Regions from separate parts of the Homo sapiens genome. Here region 2 is linked to region 1. Evidence: chromatin loops called from intact Hi-C (ENCODE). Cell type or tissue: chondrocyte. All regions are shown on one strand. Links, peaks and the distances in the headings refer to the core of each region. The heading gives the core; the rest is flanking DNA. Region 1 holds the start of LOC107984309 (a long non-coding RNA gene). Region 2 overlaps GALNT18 (polypeptide N-acetylgalactosaminyltransferase 18).

The links. Peaks named below come from ENCODE experiments on the same cell type or tissue, not always from the same donor. Only the 100,000 strongest peaks of a DNase experiment are listed, where the experiment ranks them.
Region 2: it touches region 1 in a loop (2.8-fold over the local background); 2 of 110 quality-filtered maps call a loop at or near these places.

The regions. Positions count from the first base shown.
Region 1 is chr11:10,925,987-10,941,301 of GRCh38, forward strand. LOC107984309 (a long non-coding RNA gene) reads right to left here and starts at 5,111. Exons shown (of 3, transcript XR_007062590.1): 1 at 4,425-5,111; 2 at 1,725-1,845. LOC105379882 (a long non-coding RNA gene) reads left to right here and starts at 5,528. Exons shown (of 4, transcript XR_001748122.2): 1 at 5,528-5,614; 2 at 6,408-6,476; 3 at 7,461-8,324; 4 at 15,073-15,315. RefSeq lists silencers at 5,077-5,156, 5,417-5,556, 10,675-10,863. In chondrocyte, for the core only: CTCF peaks have their summits at 5,011, 7,919 and 8,125; DNase peaks (open chromatin) are centred at 5,210, 5,488 and 7,965.
Region 2 is chr11:11,409,459-11,424,773 of GRCh38, forward strand. All of the region lies in intron 3 of GALNT18 (polypeptide N-acetylgalactosaminyltransferase 18), which reads right to left. Among named protein-coding and RNA genes, the nearest start is that of CSNK2A3, 64 kb to the left of the region's middle. In chondrocyte, for the core only: no CTCF peak of the experiment used is centred there; no DNase peak of the experiment used is centred there.

The sequences.
Region 1 (15,315 bases), core at 4,816-12,815:
ATAAAATGAGCATAATAAAATCTACCTCACTTGGCTATTGGGAGAATGAAATCAGATAATGCCTGTAGAATGTTTAGCTACGTACCTGGCACACAGTGAATGCTCAACAAATGGGTCTGTCTGGGATTCTATACATTTTTTTTTGAGACAGGGTCTCACTCTGTCACCCAGGCTGGAGTGCAGTGGCGCCATCTAGGCTCACTGTAGCCTGTGCCTCCTGGGTTCGAGTGATTCTCATGTCTCAGCTTCCCAAGTAGCTGGGATTACAGGCGTGCGTCACCACGCCCGGCTCATTTTTTTCTATTTTTTTGTAGAGACAGGGTTTCACCATGTTGGCCAGGTGGGTCTTGAACCCCTGACCTCAAATGATCCACCTGCCTCAGCCTTCCAAAGTGCTGGGATTACAGGCATGAGCCACCGCTCCTGGCCTTGATTCTATACAATTATAGATGCAATGCTGTAGGCTAGAGAGTTAGCTTGGGAGGAACTGCACTCATCACTGTGTCTAGAGGAGGTGATATTATAGGTTCTGGAGCCTGCAATGTCAGCCGGTGTGGTGGTCAGTGCTTAGTATTGTCCTGGAAGGGGTGTAAGTCATGAATCACGAGTGAACGGCTCAGAGGTCACATGTGTGGGGACAAGGTAAGGGCAAGGCTGTTATGAGGTCACAATGCTAGATTCTCAGGATGAGAGTTATGGCTGAGTTTATAGAAGATGAGGGATGGAACGGACCTTATTTGGCTCTAGTCTGGGCCTTGAATTTGATGGGGCTTCCTTATGAATCAAGGTATATTTCTAGTCCACAGGGATGGACTCTCCCTGCCAAGTGCCTTCATGGGAACCATGTGACAGTTAAATTTGATTCATGCAAGATGCTTCTCTGGGCAAATTTCATTGTGAGTTCTACATGCCAGGAATTCCTACAATCTGTCATCTGAGAAAGCCCCCAGAATGCTGAGACAGGAGCCAAGCTCTGCCCTGTATGCCAGAGGGGTGATGATTCTGTTTGTGAAAATTTAGTTGCTCAGAAATGACTGATGGTGCTGTGACTGATTACTGAATTATACCTTTGGCAATTAGTCATTCACTCAACAAACATTTATTTCTCTTCTTTGCTTTCCTCTCAGATGAAACCATAGCAGTCAGAGACCATACATTGGAGCCCACAATGTGTCAGAAGCATGGCATGCTCTGTGCAGCCTTTTTCATCCTGTTTGCTTCCATATACAAAGTGTCTCTGCATATGAGTCCCAGGAGGTTTGGTGACTTTTTAATATTCCCCAGAGCTACCTTTCAAAGCAGCGAGGTTACTTGAGTTCCAGCCTAGAGGCTGGATTCAATGCTGAGCAGCAACTCTAGAGAGAAGATGCAGACTGCAGCTGTTGTTTAGCATCTTTGAGCATTAACTATTCTCACTCTCAGAAAATGGAGTATTTAGAGAGCAGTCACTGGAGGAGGCCAAAGGTTTTAGCAAGAGAACTGTTTTACATTCAACAGCTATTAAACAAGTCGCACCCTTCTTCCTGCAGTCTTTAAGTATGGTCACTCAGTGGAGCTCATGGGAATAAATACACTTGGAGGAGATCAAATCCCAGTGTTCCTGGTCTATGGGGCATGAGTTCCCCAGTTACTCTTTCTCCAAGCACTCAGCAAGGTGTGGTGATTCTGAGCTCTGAACTGGAGGTTAGGATATTGAAGTTCAAAATTCCAGCTCTGCCACTTACCTGCCAGTTGGCTCTGTCAGGGCTGTTGCTCCCTTGTTTACAGAACAAGGGCTGTCCCTAGAGTGACTCCCAGCTCCAGCGTTCTAGAAGACTGAGTTAGCTCTGAGTGTCATTTCAAATTCTGGAAACAAAGTAATGACTGTTAAAATTAGCATACTTTGGTAACTTTGAGCAAGGGTCACAGACATTGGCACTGGCTAGCAAAATCTCAGAGCTATGGAATTTCACTCAAGTGCGAAGTCCCCAGAACTACTTATTTGTCACTGATCTTTAATGTGAAATTCTTTGACAGATAATTTCATCATGTTTGACAGACTTTTATTAAACAAATGCTCTTTAAAATGATTAGCAAACTCTAGTCAATCTTTTTTTCATTTTTATTAATAGTAGTAAAAAATAGTACCAACTATTCAGTGTGTATGATATACTAAGCACTTTTTACACTGTAATAAGCATTACTTCATTAGAGCCTTCCAATAATCCTATCATTGTTTCCATTATTATTTATTTATCTATTTGAGACAGAGTCTCACTCTTACCCAGGCTGAAATGCAGTGGTGTGCTCTCGGCTCCACCTCCCGGGTTCAAGCCATTCTCCTGCCTCAGCTTCCCGAGTAGCTGGGATTACAGGTGCCCACCACCACACCCTGCTAATTTTTTGTATTTTTAGTAGAAACGGGGTTTCACCATGTTGGCCAGGCTGGTCTAGAACTCGGGACCTCATGTGATCTGCTCACCTCAGCCTCCCAAAGTGCTGGGATTACAGGCAAGAGCCACCATGCCCCACCCATTGTTCCCATTTTATAGATGAGAAACTTGAGGTTCAGAGGAATTCTGAGAGGTTCCCAAGGTCACATCATTAGTAAATGGAGGCAGTAGGATTTGAATCTGGCTCAGTTTAACTTCTGAATCTATGCTCTTTTCTTATGGCTAGAAATTCTAGTGTTTTGTATCACTTATGACCAGCATCATTATAATCAACCACACTTGCAAAGTGTCTGCTATGAGCAGAAGATAGAGGAGGAGAAATCAGACATGGTCCTTGCCTTTAAGATCTTCAAATCTAGAAGACAGAGCATGTCTGTAAATGATGCAACAACATAAAGCAATGAGTGGTGTTGATAGCAAGAACTGGAGGGGCTCAGAGGCAGGAAAAATCCCTGGGGATGCTAAAAAACTTTACTGACAAATTGGGACTTTATTTGGATTCTAATGAATGCGGGCTGAAAAAAATATGAGGCAAGCAGAAAGAAAAGGCCCTGGAGGAAGGAGAAGGATAAGAGCAAAGTCCTGAAGATGGGAGCGTAGTTGATATGTTCCAAGAACACTAGGCATGGCTGTTTGACATGAGTGGAGACTTTGGGGAGCAAGAGACTCATTTGGGAAGGAGACCTGGGCCTTGGGCACCAGTTAAGAATGCAGTCTCCTCCATGAAAATTAAGCAGGTGCACATACACTGGGTGTGTCTTCTTTGTAAGCAAGGACTTTGCTTACAAGGACGTGCTTACTTTGTAAGCAAGAAATCAATGACCTTTATAGAGATATTAAATTGTTTTTGCTACATAGAAATAGTGATTCAGATAGAGAAATTTTACTGATGAAAAAACAGCTACTGAGAGAACATTTGTAAATCCCATCGAACCCTCTTAATATTCACTTGGTCACACTGATGGAGCACACTAATGGGACTGCTTTCCACATCACCCAGGTTAAGTGCCTGTGCATTTACTTACAAGAACTGGGAGGAAATATATGGTGATTTAAAAAGCCAGGGTAGGCCAGGTAAAGTGGCTCATACCTGTAATTCCAGCGCTTTGGAAGGCCAAGGCAAGAGGATTGCTTGAGCCCAGAAGTTTGAGACCAGCCTGGGCAATATAGGGAGACCCTGTTTAAAACACACAAACCAACCAACCAAAAAAAAAAAAAAAAAAAGGCTAGGTGTGGTGGCACATGCTTGAGCCCAGGAGGTAGAGGCTGCAGTGAGCTCTGACTGGGCTGGGCCACTGTATTCCAGCCTGGGTGACAGGGCAAGACCCTGTCTTTAAGGAAAAAAAAAAAGGCCAGGGTAGGATGGTGGCATTGTGGGTGATTCTTTTCCCCCCTTTTAAAGTTGACTTTAGTATTACTGTTAAGTATTAATTTGATATTTGATCTCTCTCTATATTTTTCTCACTCTGTCGCCCAGGCTGGAGTACAGTGGCGCCATCTCGGCTCACCACAATCTCTGCCTCTTGGGTTCAGGCGATTCTCCTGCCTCAGCCTCCCGAGTAGATAGGATTACAGGCATGCGCCACCACGCCTGGCTAATTTTTGTATTTTTAGTAAAGACTGGGTTTCACCATGTTGACCAGGCTGGTCTTGACCTCCTGGCCTCAAGTGATCCACCCGCCTCGGCCTCCCAAAGCGCTTGTATACAGGCGTGAGCCACTACGCCCAGCCGATATTTGATATATTTTTTTAAAACCCATTCATGTTGGGATCCTCAGAAAAATTTTGAATTGAACATTATCTAAACTACTTCATCAGAAATTATTTCAGATTTAAAAAAAGTTCATTAAAAGAAAAAAATTACAGCAAATCAAAGGAGATTGCACACACCATCCCTTGACCTAGAGTTCTTTGGCTACAGAAGGAACTCCTATTCATCCCTCAGAAACCACTGGGGTCTCACCCCCTAACAGAGTTTAGCATCCATGGTACCTTTTATCAGTAGAAAGCAGTAAAGTCCATTTTGGAGTCAATCAGGCAGTTTAAGAATCCCCGCTTCCGTATTACTATTAGCTGTGTGACTCTGAGCAAGAAGTTACACAACTGAGCCTCGGTTTCCTCCTCTGTGAGGTGGGATAATAGTAGCTTTTAATAGTAGCTTCTGAACAGATGAGGACTGAAATATATGTGAAATGTGTTGAGCTGTTTGTCGCGTGTGTGTACAGAACGTGATTCCTTTCACAATTTCCCACGATTTGTGATTTCATTTACCACACTGTATTCGCCACACGGGGTCCCGAGGGCAGAGACTCCGCTTTACTGATCTCTGGTACCCCATGCCTGGCCCACGGGGGCTTGCAATTAGGTGTTTACAGAAGAAAGGAACGGAACGACTTCGAGGGCTCTGCTGGAAGCTTCGGCAGCGGCTCCGAACGCTTCCCGCCGCCTCGCCCGGCCGCAGCCGGTTCTTCGTGCTCCTCGCTCGGCGCCCACTGGCCGCCGTCGCCCCGAGGCTGCCTAGCGTCTCCCCTCAGCTTCTGCTCGGGGGGCAGCGGGTTTTGCCCGCCGCTCCTCCGTCAGAAGGGCGGCCAGGGCTGGGACAGGAATGAATTCCCTGCGGGTCCGGCATCCTCCTCCAGCCTGGGGCGCCGGCAGCGCGGCGGGCAGTGCTGGGACTCGTGGCGCCCGCGCTCCAGCCCCCGCCCCGGGCCGCTACTCTTCGGCGGGGCCCGCGGGGCGCAGGCTGCTCTGCCGCTGGGGCTCCGGTCCGCCTGCACTGTGACGTGGGCAGCAGCTGGGGCGGGCAGTGCCTCGGTCTCCGCTCGGGGACGCGGTGATTTTCTTTTTTTTTTCCGACTGCCGGAGCCCGTGGTGGTGGTGCTGGGGGGCGGGGTCGGCGTGGGCAGAGCTGCGGGGGCTGCCGCGGAGGCCGCCCTAGGAGGGAGGGGGCGGACCGGGGTGTGAGGTGAGCGGCCGTAATGAGCACTCGCAGGAGCAAGGGGCCCGGCGCGGGCCTCCAGGGCGGGAGGCCCTGACGCGGGGAGGAGGCGGCCGGGCGGCCAAGGGCCTCCCTGGGGAGTGTGCGGAGGCCGGGACGGAGCAGCGCGTAACTAGGGAGAGGATAGGCCGGGCTGGTGGAGATGCGGGGAGAGACCAGCCAAAGCTAAAGAGCCAAAGCAAAGGTGCTGCGGGGAGGACAGAGGAGCGGGAGGAAAGGGGAAGGAGAGAAGAAAAGAGGCAGGGAAACCCGGAGAGAAAGTGGGAGGGAGGCCAAGGGGACAGGGGAGGGGTGGGAAGAACGTAGGGCGGGGAGCAGAAAGGAAGGAGGGATCCAGAAATGGACCCGGAGGGAGAGAGGAAGGCGGAGAGCAGCTGTGAGGGAGAGGCTTGGCGGGAGCCTCAGCAAAGAGGAGGCTTTGAGGAGGCAAGTCTGGAAGCTGAGAGAGCTCTCTCCATGCTTTGCCAAATAAAAAGGCTCAACAAACAGGAACAGTGCATTCCTTGGTACTCCTGTCCCTTAGTCAATAGCAGGCTAGGGCTGGCCTCAGGGGCTGCTGAGTACTTCCAGGTGACAGAACAGGAGGAAAGGGGTCCCAGGCCCCTTGGAAGGAGAGCGGGGCGCGGGGGCAGGGAGGAGGGGAAGGAGGTGGTGGTTGGGAGAAAGAGGAGGAGGTGGTGGTGGGGGAAGGAGAGTGGGAGGAGAAGTGTGGGAAGAGAGAGTGGAGGGAAAGGAGAGGAGGAGGAGGTGGTGGGGGGGAGGAGGTGGTGGGGGGGAGGAGGTGGTGGGGGGAAGGAGATGAGGAGGAGGCAGCCTTGTGGAGGAAGGAGAGAGGAGGAGGAGGAAGCAGTGGGGGTCAAGGAGAGGAGGAAGAGAGCAGAGGGAGAGGGCAGATTTGTTGCCTAGGCACTGGCTGAGGGTCACGATGGAAGGAGGCAGTATTTATTTTTTAAATTTATTTGACATATATTTACAAGGCAACTACATTGTCGGCACTGCCCTAGGCTCCAGGGCCACAGAGACAACCATAGCTTCAGCCTCCTGCTGTGAGTACTCTTGTCGGGCGACATAGAAAACATACATCCCAGGCTGGGCGTGGTGGCTCACACCTGTAATCCTAGCATTTTGGACGCTACGGCATAAGCATTGCTTGAAGCCAGGAGTTTGAGGCCGGCTTGGGAAACAGTGAAATCCTGTTTCTACACAAAATAAAAAAATTAGTTTGCTGTGGTGGTATGCATCTGTAGTCCCAGCTACTTGGGAGGCTGAGGTGAGAGAATCACTTGAACCCAGAAGTTCAAGACTGCAGTGAACTATGATCGAACCACTGAACTTCAGCCTGGGCGACAGTGAGACCCCTTCTCAAAAAAAAAAAAAAAAAAAAAGAAAGAAAGAAAACATACATCTCAGCAGTATGGGTAATGGGCCAGTTAGTCAAGTGCGCTTTGCCTCAGTTTCCTCGTCTGTAAAATGGGGTTTATTAGGAGACCTACTCTGTAGAGTTTTTTTTCTTTTTTCTTTTTTTTTAAGAATTAAATAGTGTTTCTTTATAAAGTAATAATGTGGTGCAAAGCACAAAGCAAGCACTCGGAAAGGGTTTACCTATGAACATTTGCACTGCCGGGTCTTGAAGGAGAAGGCATTTGCCAAGCGAGAGCAGAATGGGAAGAACTTTCCAGGCAGAGGCCACAGAGGCAGTAAGAAGGAGGGGGGCGAGGATGATTGTGGGCTTAATAACAGTGGTGGGCATGAGGATTACCTGCAACAGCAGCACCCTGTGGGGAGGTCTTGCTAAATATTCAGATTCTTGGGCCCCTCCTTAGACCTACAAGATCTGGGTCTCTGGGCAAAGCATGGGAATCTGTGTTTTAACTTGCTCCCCAGAGATTTCTGTTGCACCCCTTCCCTCCACCCGATCCCAGGGCTCTGTCCTGGTTCAGGCTTTATTGTGTTCAGCTGTGCTAGAATAAACACCTTTTTAATGGATCCTCCTTCAATCCTATAACCTGATTCTCCTTCAATCACCTCAGCCGAATGACATCTCTCAGAAATCTTCCCTGACTGTCCAGGCGGAATTAATGGTTCACTTCCCTGTTCCTCTATACCTTGAGCATCCCTCTACAATTGAATGCTCCTTCATTCCATTTCATTGCACCAGCATGTATCGAGGGTCTACTGTTATCTATCGCTGAAGAGAATGATTGCAAAAAACTTGAATGAACATGGAAAATGCTGATGATCAGATTTCCATTGAAAAGAAAGGTGTGCTCCTTGGGGTGGGGGTGTTGTTGTAATTGTCAGAAAATGTTTAATAAAAGAAACAGAAATAACAATAATCTTGTTAGCATAATTGTGAGTGAACTTTTGCTCTTTTTTAATTCTCAAAAATACCCTAAACATCATGTTTCACGGTCTTTACAAAAACACCACCACAGAAACAACAGAAGCCTCCGGGCCTGAGGTGTCATACTGGGTATGGCCACATGGTGTCCCTCCAGCTCAGTCTAAACCTTCCAGACTACAGTCTTCCAACAGTCTCCGCTTCGCCCAGCAGCCGGGGCTAGTCCGAGCCGAGCGAACCCTAAGCTACGGGAACCAGCTTCTTGGTGCTGTCCCAAGAGTGGAGAGGAGACAGATGAACGTTTCTCAGGCTAGAGGAAGGCGGTTTATTTGCTTCCAAGGGTTCCAGTAGACAGTTCTGACACGAAATTTCGTTGTGGAGGGAACTTTTAAGACTGTGTGAAGGGAGGGAATGGGAAGGGTTTAGATTTGCATAGTAGGTGGGCAGCTTTGTGGCGGTTGGGAGGAGGTTTGGATGACTTGAGAGAGACCAGGAAAAAAGCTGGAGTCCGGACTGAGGAACGGAAGGATACGGAGTTTTTTTGTAGGCGAGGGTAAGGGGCAGCAATGGGGTTGGAAGGAGGGGTTGGGGATGTGTTTGCACAGCAAGCATACTATTTATATCACACATCCATAAGAAAAAAGTTGTAAAGAGGCCCTTCCCCGTCAGTATTTTACTTCGGTTTTCTTGCCAATCCGGCCCCAAACTCGGAGGTTTTTTTTTTTTTTTTTTTTTTTTTTTTTTATGCCAGTCTGGCCCCAAACTCTAGCCGTTCACCTACATACTGGGAAACTGTTATGTTTTCGGTTTGATAGCAGACAGGCAAACTTTTTAGCAGCATTTGGATTTCCTGTAGGACGGTGGTTCTCAAACTGGTGCGCATGAGTGTCACCTGGAGGGCTTGTTAGAGCAGATGGCTGGGCTCCACCCCAGAGCTCCTCTTTCAGTAGGTGTTGGGTGGAGCCTGAGAATGTGCATTTTAATAATGTTCTCAGATGGTGCTGATACTGCTGGTCTGGAGAACCAACAATGTAAAGGAATTCATTTCCTAACAGGTTCTGCCAATGTTCTCTCCACCTTAAAAACCAAAAGCCAAAGAACCCCAATTCTCCCCCTGGATGATGGGTATTTGCGATTGCAGGCACTTTAAAAAGTGGTAGAACTCACCTTCTGGTTTTAGTTTAATTTTTTGTTTGTTCTAACCACTGTCATTCAACACATAATGGTTTTAGATATTTATTGTTAGCTTTTGCCTGTTTAGAATTTTTGATCTTGTTGCTATGGATGGTGTTTGCTATAAAAACCTTGATGGCTGGGGAGTGGAGTGTTCCAAAGGAAAATGCTCTTATATTCAAGTCAGTTCCTCTGCTCTTATCTGTACACCACACTGTAATCCCTAGGAAGGAGACTCTAGAGGAAAAGGGGAAGGCGGGAAGGCTCAACAGCTGGGACTGCCATAGGTTCAACCAGTCCACAGCCCTAGAGGGGTGCATGCACACAGTGGAGCTGTCTCTTCTCCTCTTAAGGGGCAGCTCTGGGCTTTGGGGTACCTGAGTCTACAGTAGGAGGGAAACGAGAACTGGTCTCAGCTCCTACAGGTACTTTGGACTTTACCTCCTCGGGTCTTATATTAGTTTCCTATTGCTGTTGTAACAAACTACCATAAATGTCATGGCTTAAAACAACTGAAGTTTATTAGCTTACAGTTCTAGACGTCAAAGTCTGAAATGGGTCTTGTTGGGGCTAAAATCGAACGCTGTGTTCCTTCTGGGGGCTCTAGGGGAGAACCCGCTCTTTGTCTTTTCCAACTTTGTTTTGTTTTGAGACAGGGTCTCCCCCTGTTGCCTGGGCCAGAGTGCGGTGGTGCAATATAGCTCACTGCAACCTTGAACTCCTGGGCTCAAGCACTTCTCCTGCCTCAGCCTCCTATGTAGCTAGGACTATAGGCACACGCCACTATATCTGGCTAATTTTGTTTTTTATTTTTCGTGGAGATAGGGTCTTGCTGTGTTGCCCAGGCTGGCCTCAAACTCCTGGCCTCAAGCAATCCTCCCGCCTCAGCTGGGATTACAGGCACAAGCCACTGTGCCCAGCCCATTTCCAACTTTTAGAGATTGCTTGCATTCCTTGGCTCCTGGACACATTACCCTGATTTCTGCTTCTATCACCACCTCTCCTTTTCTGACTCTGAGCCTCCGGTCTTTCTTTTAAAAGGGCCCTTGTAATTACACTGGGCCCATTTGGATAGTCCAGGATACTCTCCCCATTTTAACTTAATTCCATCTGCAAAGTCCCTTTGCCACATAAGGTAACATGTTCATAAGGTCTGGGGATCAGGATGTGGACTTCTTTGCAGGGGGTGAACTGTAATACTCATTTATAAAGTATACTCATAAAGAATTGAAAATACAGTTCAGACAATAGAAGAGAAACATAATAAACATTTCCTTCCATTTAAAAAATAGTTTTTACATAGTTATACTGTATATACAACTTGAGATCCTGGTATTTCAATTAAATATTGTGTCTAAATATATTCTAAATTATATAAAATGTGCTAAATTATACTAAATATAGTCTATATTAATATACACAGCGAACATTTTTACTGACTACATAGTTGAGTGACTATACCATATTTTACCTAAGCCTTCCCATAATTTTGGAAATGTAAATCATTTTAATTTTTAAATATAAATAACTCTATGATAAATACTTTTGCTCGTAAGGATTTTTATGTTTGTAAGTTTTTCCTTGGGATAGGCTCCTGGATGTGGAGTCACTGGATCAAAGGCTTTTACACAAAATGTTTTTCAAAGGGTTTATATTAATTTTCAGAACCACCAAGTTCTGAGAATTAGGATGTGAATATCTTTGGTGTCATTATTCTGCCTACCACAGGCCTCAAGTTTCTCCTTGGTAGAATGGTAATATAATCACTATTCCCCAGGCAGCTGAGAAGATTAAAGGCACTCATATCTCTGAAGAAAGCTTGGTAAGCAGTGAAGACCTGCACATGTGGTAGTTATTGCTCTCGTGACCTGAGCTTACCTGGTGGGCAGGTTGGGAAAGGGGCTCATGCCCATGACTCAGTTATACCACACTACAGCCCTGATACTTGAGAGACAGTGTGTGTGCGTGTGTGTGTGTGTGCTTGTGCATAGGGTATGGGGTGGGAACAGTTTTCTAAGCAGCAGCCACTTGCTTACAGAAAGGCCCAGCAAACCTATGGAAAACTGTCTGGAACTGTGGTTCACCACCCTCACTGTGCATCAGAATTACTCCATGAGTTTTTAAGAAGCACAGGTTCCCTGAGTTCCATACCCGAGTGATTCTGGTTCAGTTAGTCCAGGTGGAGCTCAGTCTTCATGTTTTACCAAAGTTCCCCAGGTGATTGTGATGCAATAGAGATTAAAAAAACTCTGACCTAGGCCATCTATGGGAAGCCTGGGGAACAAAACCTGGGAAAAGCTGGAATGGGTTCATGGCAAACGCAAGACGTATAGATGGCTTTAAGAGGCAACAAGGGCTATTACCCCTCCCTGTCTCTCAGCTCTGTGGCCCAACTATTAACCCAGAAAAATTACCCAGTGGATGCTGGTTGAGGAGCTCTGGCTTTAACAAGACAGTTAAGAGCTTTTGTTTTGTGCCAACAGATGTTGCTTTCCTCAGTCAATAAGGAGGCCAAGACAGGCCTCTGAGCAGCACGTTCCTGGAGCAGTCCAAGCTCTGCAAGGGGAAGTGCTCCTTTGACATCCCCTTCTGTTTCACTGGGGAGTAGAGAGGGTGCAAGCAGAGGCCTCCCTGACTGGCATGTTCCCTGCCCACAACCTCCCAGTGAGGAGGAGGGCAATAATCAGTCTCCCAGGGCAAAAGCAGGAAACTCTCATTAGTTGGGGACAAGTGAATGAGGCAGTGAGGGCACCTTTTCTCAGATGTGGTGTTTTTCCAGGATGGTTATTAAGAGAAGCTGCCTCCTTTGACCTGGAAAAAGAGGCCACTTGCAATCTGAGTTTTCAGTTTCAAGATGTGGAAGCATTGCCACTGGGGGCTGCATGGAATTTTAACTGCCAAATTAAGAGGCGTTAAGATTGACTTTGGGTTCTGTCGTGTAGACAATACTCACGTCACCCAGAAGCCCTACTCATTTCTGTATAAGAGTAATGAGATACATACATACATATATATATGCATCGTATGTAAGTGTAATGACTAACATAGTGCCTGACACACAATAAGCACAATAAGCATTACACACACACACACACACACACACACACACACCAGTTCACACTACTTACATAATCTCATTTATTCTTCACAACAACCCTGGGAAGCAGATATTATCATTTTCTCCATTTTACAAATGAAGAAATAGTGACTTAGGTTGGTTGTGTCATTTGTCCAGTGATGAAAAGCTGGTGAATGGCAGGGCCAGGGCTCAAGCCCAACCACCTGGGTCCAGATCTTGTTCTCTTACTACATTGCCTTTTACCAACAGATGTGTTCATTTGGTTCCAAGAGGTTGTGGGAAAGATTGGTTGGAGGGAGGGTGAGGCAGGAGTGCCTTTTCTAGAGGACCCTGAGGAAAAGGTTGACACATGCACAGTGCAGGGTCTGTTGCTGTCCTCCAGCCCTACCTGGATTCTGAGCCCACCTGAACCAGGGGCAAGGAGACCACTGGAGACCGTGGCCCACCGGTGGGTGCGTCTGGAATTGCTAATCAGGGGCTTGACATTTCACATGCCGGTGGGAGCCTTGCGTCTCCAGAGCCCACCAAGGCAAAGGATCTTGGCCCCTGCCATAGGGCTTGCCCCTTATCACTGGGCTCCTCCTCTCCTTTCCCCTTCCCATCTCCTTCCCCTTCCTCTTCCTCATCCTTGTCCTCCTCCTTCTGCTTCTCCTTCCCCTTCCCCTTCTTTTTCCTCTTCTGCTTCTTTTTCTCCCTTTCTCCCCATCTCCTCCACCGCTACCTCTGAGTTCTATCTGTCTCCTTCATTCAATTAACATTTACCCATCAGGTTCTTTGCTGTGTGTGGAGGTTCCAGGCTTGGCTGGAAGCCCTGCTCTGGTGTGAATCAGCCTGCCTGGGACTCCCGGGCTTCTTCCTTAGAGAGCTTGGTCCTGTGCTCTTGGCCCCAGCCCTCAGCAGGACCTTACTGAATGAGCCCATTGCTGTTGCTGGATTCAATATGGCTGCCCAAAGGACCCCATGGCCTTTGGATATAGTCCTTGGATGGCCCTGCTGACTCTCGCAGGCCTGTGTAGCTGTGTTGGTTCAGTCCTGCTGGGCCAGAGATTCTTTTTCTTCCTTCTGTAGGGAAAGCTGTTTAGTACTTGTGCAGTTGCCAAACTGAAGCCAAGAGAACCTGGTTGCTGAGTGACTGCAGAGTGAACAACCCCAGGTCTCCTGTAATTCTGACATTTTGCCCTGCTCACTCTCATCCTTCATGATTACTTATGTGTGTGTCAAGGGATGTCTTCGTGGGTGTCCAGACGTTCTGTATGAACACAAAGCACTGGCTCCTGGGAAGAGAAGAGCATTAGCTTCTTTATTATCTAAATTTGGAATCTGCATAGTAAAATACACACTGTCTCCAGGGGGATGCTTTAATAGCTCTAATGAGCCTTCCTGCAGGTCTTGTCAAGGGACACCCGCCTAATGGCTGCGTGAATTTCGATGTGTATCTGATTTGGGCCAGGTGTGGCCACTTTACAGTCACTGTTAGATACTAGAAGCCTCTCTAGAGTTTACAGATGAGGAAACTAAGGCCCTGAGAGGAGAGAGAGGTTAGGTTTGTATGGCCAGAACCTAAATGCTGCTTCAGTACATCTCCCTGGTTCAGGAAGGCATTAAGCAGGCTGAGCACTCCGTACACAGGCTAATTTAACAGAGAAATCACCAATCTTGCATCCATTGGTGAGCCAGTGCATTATATTCTTGAAGGACCAGCAGATAGGACATCCCCCTGGCTTTACCTTCCAAATCCATGAAGGATGATTAGACTGGGAAATACAGACTATTCTTTAAAGGAAAGAACTGCAGTTGCTTAGCAGCTATTACCAAAAGCACTGGAGGAAGAACTAATGAAAGGGGTCTGTTGTGGGTTACATTGCATCGCCACAAAAGATGTATTTTAGTTCCAACCCCGGGTATTGGAGAATGTGACTTTATTTGGCAATAGAGTCTTTGCAGATATAATAAAGTTAAGATTAAATCATTAAGGTGGCCGTAATCCAATATGACTCGTGTCCTTATAAGAAAAGAAAAACACCATGCAAAGACGGGGATGCATAGGGAGAATGTCATATGATGACAGAGGCAGAGATTGGAGTGATGCGGGTGCAAACTAAGTAATGCCAAGGATTGCTGACCACCACCGGAAGCTAAGAAGAGGCCAGGAAGTATTCTACCAGGGTCTCAGAGGAAACACCACCCCCTCAACACCTTGATTTCATCCTCCTAGCCTCTAGAACCGTGGGACAATAAATTCTCGGGACAATAAGCTATACTCAGTTTGTGGCACTTTATTACAGCAGCCTAGGAAACTAATACAGGGCCCAACATAGTAAGCCTCTTTTCTGTATGTACCTGATGCTTTGAGGCATAGGGCCCATGTGAATTGGGCCATCCCATCATGGCCATGATACAATTAGAGAGGGAGGCTGTGTGTGGGGCTTGTGGGAAAGCTGGGGAGTTGCTTAGAAAGGCCTGTGCTAGTCAACATCCCCCTCCCCTTTCCACTTTCCCATTCCTTTACCCTGTCTCCCTTCCAATCTAAGTTCCAATCCCTTGAGTGTGAGCTCTTGGGATCTCAGCTGATTCAAGTGATAGAACCTAAGGTGACTGATATATTCACACACTATTTGCCTCCCCAGCGAGAAGCTTGTTGGTCCAGCTGCATCTCCACTTGGTGGGCTGTCTGGGCCTTGAGTGGGATTGAGGGGGAAGATGAGTGGGAGTGGTTATGTCCAGTTTCTCCACAACTTCAGGGGGTTGAGCCGTGGCTATTAGTGTTAGTTCTCCTAGAATCAGCAGCTTGTTCGCCTAGCTATTTTTGTGGTGAACATTGTATTCTTCCTCAATGTCCACATTCTCCCTCACTCTTTGTGTAAACTCTGTGATTTGGGAGGGAATGAGCAACCCCAAGGTCCAAGTCTAAGCCAGTCAGATAGTTCTACCCCCTTGCCACTGTGCCAATGCACAGATAGACCAGGTCTAAGCCAATTAGCACATGATTCTCCCCGACCACAGGGGAGTTCTGTTGTATGATAAAGGAGTTCATCCTTTCTCTGGCTAGATATGAACAAGGAAGTACATCACCCTCAGTGCTGTTGGCAGCCTTCCTGTGACCATGAGGAGAGTCAGCTTCAAGATGATCCTTTGGATAAAAGAGCAAAGAATCAGAAAGATCCTGGTTCCTTGATGACTTCAACAAGCCATTAGGTCAATCAACATCCTGAAATTTGCTCTATTTCTGGATTCTAGTTAGGTGAGTCCATACATCCTCATGTTTCAAACACATTTATTTTGTCCTCTTATT
Region 2 (15,315 bases), core at 3,666-11,665, 480 kb after region 1:
TGGGACTCGTCAGATCTCTATCTTCACCACAAGCCAGCCTTCCTGTGCTCAGCCAGGTCCTCTAGGGGACCCCGGTTCCCCAAAGTGAAGCCCCATGATACATCTGTACCCAGATAACTCCCCGTATCCTCTCTGCCCACCCCCACCCCAGCTCCATGCTCTCCCCAGTCACTAGAGGCAGCTCCATGCAGGAATCTCTGATCTCAGCCCTTTCTAAAGACAGTCATTGTGCCCTGCATTTTATTCAATGTTGTCCTTGGTTCTAGCTTTGTCCCCAAATTACTATGTGAGTTGGAACGGGGAACTAATAAGGGGACTGGACCAAGTCCTGAGTCCCCTCTGCTATGTGAGTCTCAGGTCTTCTTTCCTCTGTGGGCTGACTTCTGTCTGTCTTGTCTGAGGTCACCTCTATCCCTGCTATCTATGTAAACAAAGATTAATACACAGTGACAGGTCCATAGCTAAACCTTAAACTCCATTGGAGCAACTAGAAGTTAACTCAAAGCTCCCTGCACTACCAGGGTTACGCCCTGCAGCACTATCAGCCAAGACAACAGCATGGGCTGGGCACCCTCCGCCTCTCCCCACCCTTCTTTGTCTCTCTGGACGGGGCTCCCTGGCCCTCCCACAGGGGAGGATCAGAGACAGTGGGAAACTCAGAGAGAGGGTGTTTAATCTCCCAGCCTCTCCCTGTCAAGGACTCCCTGTGCTGGCTCCTGTTTCCCTGTGTCCTCTCTCCCTTCAGGCCTGGAGTAGGAGGGATTCCTGCTGTTTCTAGCCCCAGGGTCTTGTGCTGTCCCTCCTGGCAGCTTCCTTGCATCCTGCTCACACCTCTACACTCATCTCTTGATGAAACTGCTCAAATTACCCACTTTGAGAGTGCCACCTGCTCCTTGCCAGCACCCTGCCATCAGATCCTGCGGTCGGGGGATTGAAGATTGTGTGGAATATTGGGGGGAAGGGAAGTGAGTTCAGAAGCAAACCTAGGAAAAGCCCTAACACATTTTTATGTTCATTATACTCAAATAATAAAGACAGCAAATGAATTAAAGGGCACATCGGTGGTATTTTTACATGTCTTAAATGAGCAATCAGGGGCACTGTATAATTAATTTCCATTTACCATCCTTTGCTTGCTAAAACTTTCTCAAGATTTCTCACCCCTGCAGTTTTCAATGACACACCTGAAAGTCTGCTTTGCTTTGCTGCAGATAATATGCACACTAAGAGGCATTTTCCCCTGGGTCTGGAATTTTAGTTGAACGATGGCTGTCTAATTTTATGGCTCAGAACTGGTGGCTCCTGTCTCCTGTCTTACTGCGTCTCCAGAAATGCAGCAGCCCTTGGTGCTTCAAGTGAAAAGGCCTGGGTGACCCTTACTTAACCCAAGCTGTTAGCTGTCACTGAGACAACATCTCTCAAGCCCTCCCCAGTATACATAGGGAACTATACACTGGCACCCTCCAAGACAGCCTCCTGCTAGGACATGTTAGAGACAGTGGGGTCCTGGCTTGACTCTGTCAATGCCTCCTGGGTGCCACAGCCCTTGGCAGGTTCATAGAACTTAGTGGAGGCTGGGTGCAGTGGCTCATGCCTGTAATCCCAGCACTTTGGGAAGCTGAGGAGGGAGGATCACTTGAGCCCAGAAGTTAGAGATCATCCTGGGCAACACAGCAAGACCCTGTTTCTAAATAAACAAAAATAAATTAGCTGGGTGTGGTGGTGCATGCCTGCAATCCCAGCTACTCGGGAGGTTAAGGTGAGAGGACCACTTGAGCCCAGGAGATCTAGGTTGCAGTGAGCTGTGGTCACCACTGCCTTCCAGCCTGGACAACATTTTTTTCCCGCTGTCTACACACGAGGAGTGATCTGAATATACTAGAACTGAAATCCCCAGGACAGAGGGCAAGGTTTGCAGAAATAAGCCCTTGCTTATTATAAGCCTTGAATTTCATGAAAGACATGTTCTCCTGCTTCTTTTAGGCTCCCACAGAATCTAGTACAGCTCTGGGCTCCACGGGAGCTCAATGCATCCTGATTGAGATGCTGATACATAGGGTGACCCATCTTCTTGGTCTGCTCAGAACAGTGCCTGTTTTGGCACTGAAAGGCCAACTGGGGCAGACGGCCATCCTTCTACAGCAAATCTCTCACCTGCTCAGCCTGGAACTGCTCACATTATCTTGGCATGGGACAATATTAGAGATGCTCTCTCAAGGTGGAGCATGAGATGGAGATTCCTGATTCTTAAATAAACACTTTGCCGAGGAAGGGCCCTTGAGGAATCCTGGCCAGCAAGTGAGGGAAGCAAGTCAGGGCAGGGGAAGAGGCTGAGCAAACAGCTGCACCATTCAAGTCTAGCCTCGCTCTGACCCCACAGGGAGCCCTGGGGCATAAAGCGCATCTCAGAGTTGTCCCATCCGAGGCAAGGCTGGAATTTTTAGACACCCATATCGGTCAGCCACTGGTTCTGGGCCATATTGGGGAATGGGACCTCATATCCCGGGCATTTTGGGGTGAGGCATCCCTGGAAACAGAAATTTCAAAAAAGGTAGGGCTTGGAGCTTCTGGCCACCAACACTCATAGCACCTGGGGATAGGTGAACTGGCCAGCAAAACGGATCTGGATGGGACACCAAGAGCATCCACTATAGTAACGTGGCTCCAGCTGGTATGTGGGGTGCCAAGGGAGTGCCTTCAACACCGTTGCCAACCATGCTTCCATCCCACTTCCCCAAAGTGTACCTAGGCCTTATACGTGTGGCTCCACTGCAATTTAAGGTTTGCATTCTCTGGTCTGACCTGAAACCCTTGTTAGCTAGGGCCCTACTAGACCCCTACTAGAATTTGCCAAAGTGTTTCCCAGAGATGGAACCTTACCCTTGGTCCCCCAGACCTGGTTTGGACTATGCTTCAAAACTGCTGAAGCTTTGGATCCCCGATCCCTACCCCAGCCTGACTGAGTCTTATATAACCCAAGCCACCGCTTCACACAGGTGCTCTGTCCATCATCAGATGGCCCTACTCTGCACAGTCACAAAACTAAATGGAGCCCCAGGTTCTAAGCACTGTGGACAGGAGGTGCTCAAACCACAGTCTTGCTTAACAAGGTCTAACCCTGGTCTCTGCATGACCTGCAGAGGTTCCAGCATGCCTTGCAGTTGGCCTGTGTAGATTTGGACACAGTCAATATCCCAAGGCTTTTAGAAATGCAGTTTTTAAAAGTGTCAAAACATATGTGCATGGACCTTGTAGCAGATGCTGTTGATGCCCAACTGATATCCTTGGAGCCTCCTTTCTTCAAAGTGCTCCCTGCTAACCATCCTCCTTACTCCTATCTCACCACATTTAATTATCAGAACTTTTGTCCATGGGCTTCATTCAAATGCACAGAAGGCTGCTCTGCCCCAGCATGTGGAAGGCTGAAGTGCTAGAAATTAACACCCCCAGAAAGCAACTCTCAACCAATGATGGAAGGGAGCTAGTGGATAAATACCCCAGCTCCCTCCTCTCTCAAGGGGGATCATTCTAAGGCATGAATTTTACACCTATTTCCCAGAGTATCCCAAAAGGATTAAGATCTTCCCACAGTGGTGCCTGGCAGCTCTTATTGGTGGTCTCCCTTCCTTGTCTTATCTCCCTACCCCACTGGCATATCTTGAACTTCCTGAATAAACTGCATGCAGTTGAATCTGTGTCTCAGAGTCTGCTTCTGGGGGAACAGCCTCTCCAAGGAGAAGCTAGAGAAGCTGGGACAAGCCCTGCACCGTGTAGCTCAGGCCCTGTTTAGCTGGCTGCTGTGCATGCCTGAGGACCCCGGTGGGAAGCTCTTCTGCACTGAGTGGCCCTGGAGGGGAAGCAATAGTCTGGCCAAACATCCCTCTGGAGGTGCAGATGCCCCATTAGGACTCAGAGGCACTCTCTACTTTCTCTGGAGGCCATTTGATCTGGGGAGGTGATTTTAATCAGGGATTTGATCATCCTACGGACGATTCCTTATTCACGTTCATTCTTCTCCAGCTCCCTCAGGCCCCTTAACAACATTAGACTGCAATTTCAGGTTTATATAATTTGGTGCTTAATGCACCGTACCACTAGCCCAGAACAATTGAAGTAACTCACTGAGGTGTCAGCTTATATCAGAGCCACTCCTTCCCAGAAGCCTCCACTCTGGGTCTGTGGCTGCACCCGGGGCCCCAGCATGGAGCAGAGGGAGTCTGGGAAGTTGACTACTCCAGGGGTCCAGGCCCTGGTTCTTTGAAGCCTTGCTGTGTTATAACTAGGGTATTTCACCATTCTTCAAGAGGATGACTGTGGAGCTAGCTGTGCAGCCAAGCCAGGCTCAGCCTGTCCTGACCTCTTCCGAGAGCCTGGGTATCCGCTCTGTTCAGCAGTGCCCATCTATCCAAATGCCCCCTAAAGATCGTCCCTCAGCTGTTTCACAGGCAGGTCACATTTGGCACATTCAGGACTTCACACTGGATCTTACTCACCAAACCTGTTCTTCCTCTAATTCTGTCTGGCCCATCTTGCAAACTGCACTGTCCTTCACCCCGTCACTCAAGCTAGAAACCTGAGCTGCATCTTCCATTCCTTCCTTTCCTTCATCCCCTACATTCATCAGCAAGTCCAAATAGATCTCGGATGTACCCACTTTTCTCTCCCTACAGCCATTACAGCCTAGACAATTATCATGTCTTGCCTGAAGCATCGCAACAGCCTCCCAGATGATTTTCCTGTGGCTACTCTTACCCATTCCCAAATTATTCATTACACAGTAGCCAGAGAGAGCTTCAAAAATGCCCATTTGCATACTTTTGTTTGTTGAAAGCTCATCAGCATTGTGTATTGCACTGAAAGTAATATTCTAAAAAGTCCCACATGACAAGGCCACTGCCTAATTCTTCAATACCATCTCAAGCCATCCTCCCGCTTCCTTACCACCCTCCAGCCACACTGGACTTCTTGTGGCTCTGAGACCATGTTACCTCCTGCCTCAGGGCCTTTGCATGTGCTGTTCCCTCTGCCTGGAACACTTTTCCATGCTCTTCACATGGCTCTCTCCTTCCATCCTTTAAAGCTCAGAGGGGCCTTCTCCAATCATCTAACCTGAAGCATGCTCCCCACCCCACATTAGATTTATTTCATATCATTCTTTTTATGTCTTTTAAGGCATTTATTATGGCCTGTAATAATTTCATTTGTTTCTTGTCTGTCTCCCACACTACGCTGGGAGCTCTGTAAGAGCAGGGACTGGGTCAATCTCATATTCCCAGTGTACAGCACACTGGCCTTGCACACGGTTAGTGATGGATTCATTTTCTATTGATGCATAACAAAATACTGTAAACTGAGCAGCTTGAAACAACACAAATTTATTATCTCATAGTTTCTATAGGTCAGAAGTCCAGGTACAATGAGCCTGGATTCTCTGCTCAGGGTTTCATTGGGCTGAAATCAAGGTGTTGGCCAGCACTGTAGTTCTCAACTGGGGCTTAGGGTCCTCTTTGAGATTGACTCGTTGTTGGCACAATTCGTTTCCTCGCAGTTGTAGGACTGAGGTCCCTGCTTTCCTGCTGGCTGTCATCTGGGGAATGCTCTTGGCAACAAGAGGCTGCCCAATCTCCTTGCCGCATGGACAGTTCACAGCATGGGTCTCTTCTCAGGCCACCAGAGTACATCTCTGTGACTTCCCCTTCTGCCATCAGCTAGAGAACACTCTGCTTTCAGAAGGTTCATGTGATTATGTCAGGCCCAACCAACCGATTGGGGACCTTAATTACGTCAGCCAATTCCCCTCACAGCAGGACTCAGATTAGTATTTGCTTGAATAACTCGGCGAAGTGAATATACACCACTTCCCAGGAATCAGGGCTGGGAAGGGTGGGGGATGACTTAGAATTCTGCCCACACAGTGATCAATAAATAGTTGCCGAATGAGAAAATAACGTGTCCTTGTAGCCACCTACTTGTATAATAAGTAGGTCCTCCAAGTTCATGTGAGTCTGTCTCTAGGTACAAGGCAGTTAAAGAAATACATAAGTAAAAACAAAAAGAGTCTAGTGGGAAATATGAGAAAGGAGAGGAGAGCCATATTGAACCTGGAGCTGGGAAATGTGGGCACAAACCCTAGCTTGGCCACCATCTTGCAGTGAGAACTTTGGTGACTCAGCTCCTATGGTTCTCAATCCCTTCATCTAAAGTGGGCATAAAAACCCTAAAACATAGAACAGAAAAGACAGAATCTATCTCCCACCCACACCTATGCGTCTTCCCACCCATGCATCCATGCATCCATCCACCCATCTCATTTGCAAAGCAGGAGGGTGGGATTTGTTTTTCCTGCCACGTAGAATTCAGGAATTCAGCAAGCAGCAACGCTCTCCACTGTTGGACTCACATGTCATAGGAATATGGAGTACACAGGTCTAGAGGGCAGCAGCTGGGCACCTAAGACTGTGGGAACTCACTCCAGAAAGATTAAACAGCAACCTTGAATGTTCTTTTCGGAGAAAATAAAATCACTTCAGCCTCATGCTTGAGCAGCCCTGGTCAGGAACACTCAGCAAACAACTTTGTTTTCTTTGATTCTCTGCATTAGTTCTTATTTTTAAGCCAAATGAAATTTGACAACACAGACAAGCTCGCAGACACAGTCCAGAGGAAGTGGGCCTGTGAATTAGCCAGAGGCCTCGTCCAATGCAGACACATTCCTTTCTTCAATGTCTAAGCTCCTTAGGGAAATGTGGAGAGTCAGTGCTACCACTGGGTAGCCTGGCATTAAAATCGTCCCTGCATTGCTGGAATTTTCTGTTGTATCACTGAATGTCATTTGGTGACAAGTTAATTCCTTCCCACTGTCTGATGGAGAACCCGCTCTGCACCTCCTGATCTCATCAGCAGGATCCTTCAGTCAATTTCCTCCCGAGACCAGGGTCGGGACACCCTGCCAAGGATGCTGGGAACCTGACCTTCACCATTAACCCTGTTGGAGACACTCTTTTTAATTTCCATTTGGCATGGAGCTCATGTAAACTCTGAGCCCCTACTTAATTTCTAATTCATTTCTGTCACCCCATCAAATTCATCAGGTGAGGAAAGGTTTAAAGATTTGCTTTTGTAAAGCTCCAACTCACATTCCTTTCCCTGGATGAGAGAAGCACGGGGCCCAAGATCTATTCCTGAGTTTTGTTCAGCTCTGACGTGCTGTGGTTATTTACTCCCAGATGGCAGCCGCCACCACACCAACCACAGCCACCACAGACATACTCCACAACCATCCCCCAGGGTAGCAGGTCACAGGCAGTGCAGGAAGAGGAAGCCACACAGGGGAAGGGAATTAGGGAAGCTAGGGCAGCGTGGCGAGCCATGGCACCTCAAAATGATAGCAGCCCAAACCCTGAGCCAACCCATGAATAGGACTGAGCCCTGCCCCATCCCCTCCCCCAGCCCTTGCTCCTGGGCAGAGTCCTGCTGAGATGAGCCCCACCTGACTGACAAGCTGTCCTAAGTGACCCTTCCTCTATGTGACTCCTCTGCAGCCTGGTCGGCTTTCTCAGGCACTGGCCACATCTATTCCTACTCCTGACTTGGACCAGGGAACCTGATTCAAGTTCCTTCCAATGTCTCAAGATTCAGGGAAGTGACTCACCCAGGATGGCATCTGAGTCTACAACCCAGGGACAGAATCCACACCACCATTGCAAAACCATGCGCCTTTCTGAAACGGCTGCTCAGCTCAGAAGGGGCCTCCCTGAATCAGTGGAACTAAACCATATAGCCAACGATGATGCCCTCAAATTGTGCACACAGTGAAGGAAAGTTGCACAGAGGAGTGGCTAATTCAGCCTATCTGGAGTGGCTACTTTCTGAGAAGTGAAGAACAAGTAATTATGAGAGAGACGGAGAGAAAGGAGGAAAGAGTGCAAGAGGGGGTTTTCAACAGGGATGCCTGAGATAAAAAGCATTTCAAGAGAAGCTTCTGCTTCTCAAAGTGGGAGTCAATATGGCAGAAGCTGCAGACAGACAGACTAGGGCCATATCTGACCTGCCCATGTGTCTTGTTCAGCCCACCAAGCATAAAAGTGTGAATCTCCAACTTGAGAAAACTTGCCAGTCCTGCAGGCCAGCAATAGGCTGGAGACAGTGCTGGCTGCCCCTCTCAGGAGGGCTTGGGCTCATTCTTTTGTTCACCAGTTTCCACCACTCCTTATTGCCTTGCATCGGCCCACATCCCATATTCACACTGTCTAGCCTTGTTAGGCAACTGAGTTTAGGACCCCTGAGCATAGAACAAGGTTAAGGACTCAGTCTCTGCAGCTGGATCCAACTAGGGCTCAAATGCTGGGTCTGCCATTCCCAGCTGTGTAACCTGCAGCTTCTCTGAGCCTCAGCGTTCTCATCTGTGAAATGAACATGGTATTAATAATACTAAGATGTATCTCCTATGAATGTCCTTAGGGAAAAATGAGCTAACACATGAAAGATGCTTAGCTAAAACAAATAGCTCTTGTCTGTATTCACTTAGGTTAATATACCAGCCTGAAGGCGGGGTGTATATACCTGCGAGGAAGACATGTATTCTGATGATAGAACTACTAAATGGCTCTGTGCTCAGCCATGCATTGTTTAAGGAAGAGGAGTGCTGCCTTCCCCTATGACTTTGAAAACTCTTCTATCCCCATGTTTCTGTCTCTGTTTCCCTTCAGTCCTCAGAGTCATTCACTGAGCCCTCATGGGGCATACAGCATCGGGTGAGGCTTTGTAGGAAAGAGAGAAGAAGGAATCAAAGAAGTTGTCTCTATTTAGGATTAAGTTACTGCTGAATCTCAGTTTCCTCATCTATGAGATGGGGAGAAATACTGAAAAAATTAAAGAAGCCATGTGTAAATATGCCTGGCACAGTGCTTGGAACACAGCAGGTACCTAATAAATTATCATGTTGATTCCTTCCCTAATTAAGACGATTCAAAAACAAAGGCAGGTTCTGTCTTTTTCCATCATCATCTCCATTTACCCAAATCCATTCAATCACCAAGGCCCAGTTCAAATGCCAGCTTTTCCAGGAAGCCCTCCCAGAGTGACTGAGATCTCTCCTCTGGGCTTCTCCAGCACAGTTTCCCTTCACCTGTGGCTCATGGCACTCAGCACTTTGCTTTGTGTGCTTTGCTTATTTGAGTGTTATCATCTGCACTCGGCTGCCAGCTCGCTGGGGACAGAAACACTTTCTCATCGGTCTTTGGATTGGTGTGCTGAGCGTGATGGCTGACACTTGAGAATGCACTCTGTGAATGTCTGTTGAATGAATGAGTCCAGCTAGCAAAGCACTGGACCAGGGTTGGTCTCTAGGCATTGCCATGAATTAGGTGTGTGATGTTGGGAAACTCACTTAACTTCTCTGGATCGCAGTTTTCTCTCCAGTCAAATGAGGATGTTGGATTAGTTTTTAGGGCTGCCTGCCCCAAACTGCCCAATGCCCCTTAAGGGAAGCCCATTAGAGTGGGAGGGACCTACACAGTGAACCAGGTCACTACCCTAGTTGTAGGTCAGGTGCTCAGTGGAGAACCACCTGAGCCACTGGAGAAGGCCACTGGAAGTCACAGTATGGGCACCGGCGATGGAAAACACAAAGAGAATCACATATCTCTGCACGCAGGCCATGCCCTCTTTGGTTGGCTACAAATCAAGTCTCTACTCTAGCAGCACAGAAGGGGTCAGAGTCAGCCATGGGGCCATCCAGAAAAACTAGCCTTCTGTTAGTGGTTGCTGGTAAAAACCCTTCCTGCTCACTAGTCAGACATTTCTTTGTTTTGTGCTTTTTTTCTGTTTCAATCCTTTATTAGAAACCATGCAAAGTGGCCAGGCATGGTGGCTCACGCCTGTAATCTCAGCACTCTGGGAGGCCAAGGTGGGTGGATCACTTGAGGTCAGGAGTTCAAGACCAGCCTGGCCAACATGGCGAAACCTTGTCTCTACTAAAAATACAAAAATTAGCCAGGCATGGTAGCGCACGCCTGTAATCCCAGCTACTCAGGAGGCTGAGGCATGAGAATTGCTTGAACCCAGGAGGCAGAGGTTGCAGTGAGCTGAGATCATGCCACTGCACTCTAGCCTGGGCAACAAAGCAAGATCCTGTCTCAAAAAAAAAAAAAAAAAAAAAAAAAAGAAAGAAGGAAAAGAAACCATGCAAACTTTAACATAAAAAATACAAGTGCAGTAAGAATCTTTGTGTCAATATGATTATCAGGATTTCTCTCATGGCAGCCACCCCAAGACCAGGCCTAACTAGAACACCCTGCTGCAGGCTGCCTTTACGTCTCCTCCCTAAAATTCTACTTATGCCATAAGCTCTTGGGACATGAGCTCCTAAAATCAACCATAACCTGGGCACAGTCTGCATCTGTGCCAAATGAGGGCTGGAACACCTGTCTACTTGCCTGCTATCATTCTCTGACGGCAGGAACAACATCTGGTTCCCTGCTGCCTCCCTCTTGCAGAGCCTTGGGCCTGGTACTCAATTTGTTAAATGAATGCATGACTGTAAGAGCAGAAGGGGTGCAAGTCCCTGTGGGCTTGAGCAGAGAGGAGAGACAGTTCCTGAAAAAAATTGAATTGGTTTCCCAATTTAGGTCTCCTGAGAGTCGATTAGGACTCTCATTTTTGAAAGAAGAAAAAAAAAAACAGAACAAACAAACCTCCCTCACCAAAACTGGCTTCCCAGTCACCACGGGAGAGAGCAGATTTCTGTTGCTATGCAGCACAGGGGAGCCCATACCTGCTGTGGGACCCTCAGACCCAGTCATTTGCACCAGCTTCCCCAACTCCTAGTGCTGTCTCTAGCACCACCTCCCGCCCTCACCATCCAACAAGGAGGTGCTCATCTTCCGAAAGATAATTATGCAGGACAGATATGGGCAGCAGCTGGGGTGGCTACAGCACTTAACTCTCATCCGCATGCTCCACTTTTTGCCGAGCACTGAGACTCTGAAGCTACTGGAGGCCACTTGGGTCACTGCATGGTTTGGGGCAGCCTTTCAGGAAATCAATTCCACCAGAAGTTATTCCATACTCCAAAGATTTAATGTCAGTAGGGAGCATTTGATTTGTTGAGTTTTTAACTGTTTTAACTATTCAGGAAAGCAGAAGGAGGACCCTGGCATACAAGGAGTGCCCTGTGTTCAGCTGTAACTATTGTCTGCACCTGATTTTGTCTTTTCAAGCTGCTGAGAAAGATAGGCTGGGTGCCAAGAATGAACAAGGAGACCTTTCCTGCTGGCTGCACTGTGGCCCTAAGTAATGTTCCCTGGCCCTTTCTAGGGACAGCTTGATCCCAGTGGCTGGCAACAGGGCCCCTCAGAGGGCAGGAGAAACCCCTCCTGATTTACTCCCAACACTCAGCTCCAGTTTGGGGACTTTCCCTGTTGACAGATGATCACACAGCTGACCAGGGGAAGAAGGCCTTTTTTTTTTGTATTTGATTCCTGCCAGCTTCATTTATCAAAAACTGGTCACCTTGGCTAGTCCGTAAAGCAAAATGGTACAGAGCCCTCTTGCTGTAGATTGCTACAGGGAGCTCATGAGCAAAAAGAAGGAAGGTCCTTTGCCCTCCCAGGTGCTGTCCTTCGTCAGCAGGGTAGCATGCTGGGGAGTTCCTGATTCTCTAAGACAGTTTCCTGTATCGAGTAAAGGGGACAAGAGGAGTGATGAGCTACCCACACCACTGCCAGGCTCAGGCAGCTTCAGCGGTGCAGCATGTTGGGACCTCAGCAGAGAGGCCGGTGAGAGCAGAGAAGAGGCTGGCAACATGCAGGACTAGAGCTGGAGAAATGGATTGAGCCCTGGGGCTGGTCCACAAAGAGGCGGGTGACTCAAGAGCTGATATACTTAGGCATCACTAAGGATGCTCATTTCAGGAGGAGCTTATCGGTGGGAAGTCCCAGCCCCCATGATGTAGGAAGCCAGGTGGATCGAACCGTGGAAGCAGAGCCCCAGTTTGGTGTACAGGGAACAGAGTCTAGCCCCTCAAGGAAGAGGATTGACCAGGGCTAGCTGGGAAGCTGGGGCCCAGCTAAGGGGATGAGGCAGGCATCAGAGCAAGATTCCATTCCATCAGAGAACAGCAAGTTGACAGGAAACAGAGGCAGGCCAAACGCAGGACCAATGCAGAGAAGGTTGGGGAAAGCTGGGGTTGCTGGCCAGCAGGTACAGGGAAGTCATCCCAGGCTGCTGCACTGCTGTTAAGTCAAGGCCACCCACTGGGAAGAAACAATACTTCTCTGCAGAGTCTCTGCAGAGTCTCTGCAGAGGTCAGGACTGGCCACGCTGCTAGCACACAGCATCTTGATGTACTTGGCCAAAAGGTGCCTTCTCTGGACTATGCAGTTAGAAAAGGCACTTTGGAGACAGACTCACACCAGGATGCATAATTTAGCAAATAGACAGCACAGACTTTATTTTAGCCCCTACGTGCCCCTGGCCTGGGTGCCCTGGCATAGAATCATGCATGGCAGCTGAGAGGTAGGTTCAGAAATGGACACAGTTGAATCAGTTGAATCTGTCAGATATCTATATCATCTATATCTATATCATCTATATCTATATCTATATCTATGAGAGAAACTTTACTTCCATAGAAAGTGGCCAAAGCAGGGCCCAGGCCTGGGGTCAGGGCTTGAATCAACAGGGAGAGATGGGCATTCAATACTCAGAGTAGCCAGAAACTCAAGAGTCATATAAGTCATTACAGTAAGAGCTTGGGAAAGTGCTGCTGGACACCACCAGAGGAGATGTAGCAGTGGCCATGCCCAAGAGGAACTCTCAGGCCTGGTATAGGATGTGGCAGGCAGAGGCAACCTCAGGCAGCAAGGAGCAACAATAGGAGAACCCAGGACTCAGGTGGTACTGGGTGGTGTGCACCCCAAGGTTGCCAGGTATTTGCTGCCAGTCTTGAGGGTGAGCCAGCCTAGTTGCACTGGTCAAAGCCATAGAGGCAGGCAGTGGCAAAGAGCCTTTGGCTGAACGGGCTGACAGCCCATGTGCTTGGCTGTGTAAACACCTTTAAGCTGCCTGAGTCTTGGTTGTAATTTGATTAGCTACATGGGATTCTTTAAGCTCCATAAAGCACAATACTGTTGGACCATTCTTTTCCTCTGTTTTTTTTGTTGTTTTTTTTTTTTTAACTTTTGCAATTATTCCAGCTGCATGCAAAGCTGTTGGTAGTTTTACAGCCTGGAATGAGTATCTCTTGTGTAGGACAGAATCTTTGAAACATTAAACAATGATTAGGCAGACTCTGGGCCAAGGGATAATGGGGGTTCTGCAGGGGGTGGGGAAGGACCCAGCAGCTGGTGGCAAGCAATCTGGGGAGCTCTGTTTCTATTTCATCACTACATTGACTTTCTTACCAACAATTAAAAATAACAATGATTCACAGTTGTGCAATTATTTGTCATTCATCAGGATTTTGAAGGTGGCTCCAGGTAGCAGTGGGTGGTGAAAGAGGCTCAACCCATTGTTAGTGGGGACTGAAACACCACTGTTCACACAAGCACACACAAGCCCACGTGCCCATGTGCCTGTATATGCTGCTTATGCATGCACACTACTGCGTAAGTGCGCACACACAGGTCCGCATCCACCCACAAGCACACTCACACACAGACACACAATACACACACAAACACAGTGCTCACATGGATGCATTAACACATACATGTGTGCACACATGCACACACACACTTGTATGCATGAATATGAACACATGGATATGCATGCAAGGCATGCACACAAACACATGTGTTATATGTATGTAACACGATACACATGTACACAAACGTATGTGTGCATACATGAACAGAGTACTTGCATATACATGTATAAAGATGTGCAGACATACACATGCACATACATGCACACTCACACAGGCATGCCAATTTCTCCCTATTTCAGAGAGAATAGGAAGCTGCCTCCCTCTCACAAGGTGACCTAAAGCATGGCTGCCAACTGTTCAATTACCTCTCACCCAACAGAAGCCAGAAAGCCTCTATGCAACCCATCTCTCCTTCTTACTGAAACCCCAGGCAAAGCTCCAGGCAAAGCTTGAGGCTAGGACACAGACACACCCTTCTCTGAAGTTCCCTTTTTGTCTCCTACTTCACTGGTCCTGCTGCCCAACATCTCTCTCTCTCCAGAGGGAATGGAGAAAAGGGATAAGGACAAAATTCAAATAAGTTGTTTGGAATCAGAGACCCATGGTGTACCAGAGGCAAGCAGCCTGTTTAATGGTAAAGGGTGTAGACGCTGAAACCAAACAGTCAAATCGCACCTCTGTAACTCTGGACAAATTCCTTAACTTCGCTGGGTCTGCCTCCCTGTTACATCAGGTGACATTGGTAATGGTCCATACCACCATCATATGGCACTGATTAATTTATGGTGAAGTACTTAAAATAGCTCTGGCACATACTAAGCGCTCAATGAGCTGGGGGCGCCTGGTCAGGACTCTTTCTATCTAGGGGCACTGGGGGTCACTTGAGTCTCAGGCCCAGGCCTGGAGAAGTGGGGGTCAAACTCCAGCCCGGGCCAGTGGCAGCTAGCTGAGTGGTGCCCAGCTGGAAGCCTGAACACCAGCCTGGGAAACCCTTCCTGGCCAAGCCTGCCTGCTGCCCCCAACAAAGTAGATGCAGGACCCCAGCCATCACCTGCACCCAAGAAAGGACCAGGGAGGCTCACCTACGTTGGACCTGCCATTTTAGTGCATGTGGCGGCTGTCCTGGCTCTGGTCTGCCCTCCCTAAGAAGCAATGGGGTGGGCTGGCTGTCAGGAGAGAACCAGAGAGGAGGTGCCCAAGTTGATGCCTCCCAGGCTTCCAGGAGTGGGAGAGTAGAGGAGATACAAGGTCCAGGGCCAGCGGGCCTGGATTTGAATTCCTGTCCTAGCACTTCCTGGCTATGTGGCCTTGAGCCTGTCCCTTTTTTCTTTTTTAGACCCTCTGAGACTTAGCTGCCTCATCTATGAAGTGGAGATGGTGACCACATCTACCTCCCTGGGAGATCATGACTATTCTTTTGTCAACAAAATTGACAGAATGACTACGATGAGCGGCACACTGGGTTAGTTGTTGTTGGGGTCTGGAGATGACCAGGATCATGTTCCTGTCACACTGGTCACCTTGGCTAGTCTGACCTAAACTACTCACTGTAATTTAGTCAGTCAATAACCAGGTAAAACACAGCAGGATAAGGAGGAGCCAGGGTGCGTGGGAGCACTGAGGCCAACCTCCTAATCCAGCTGGGGCGGTGCTAGGGGCAGAACCAT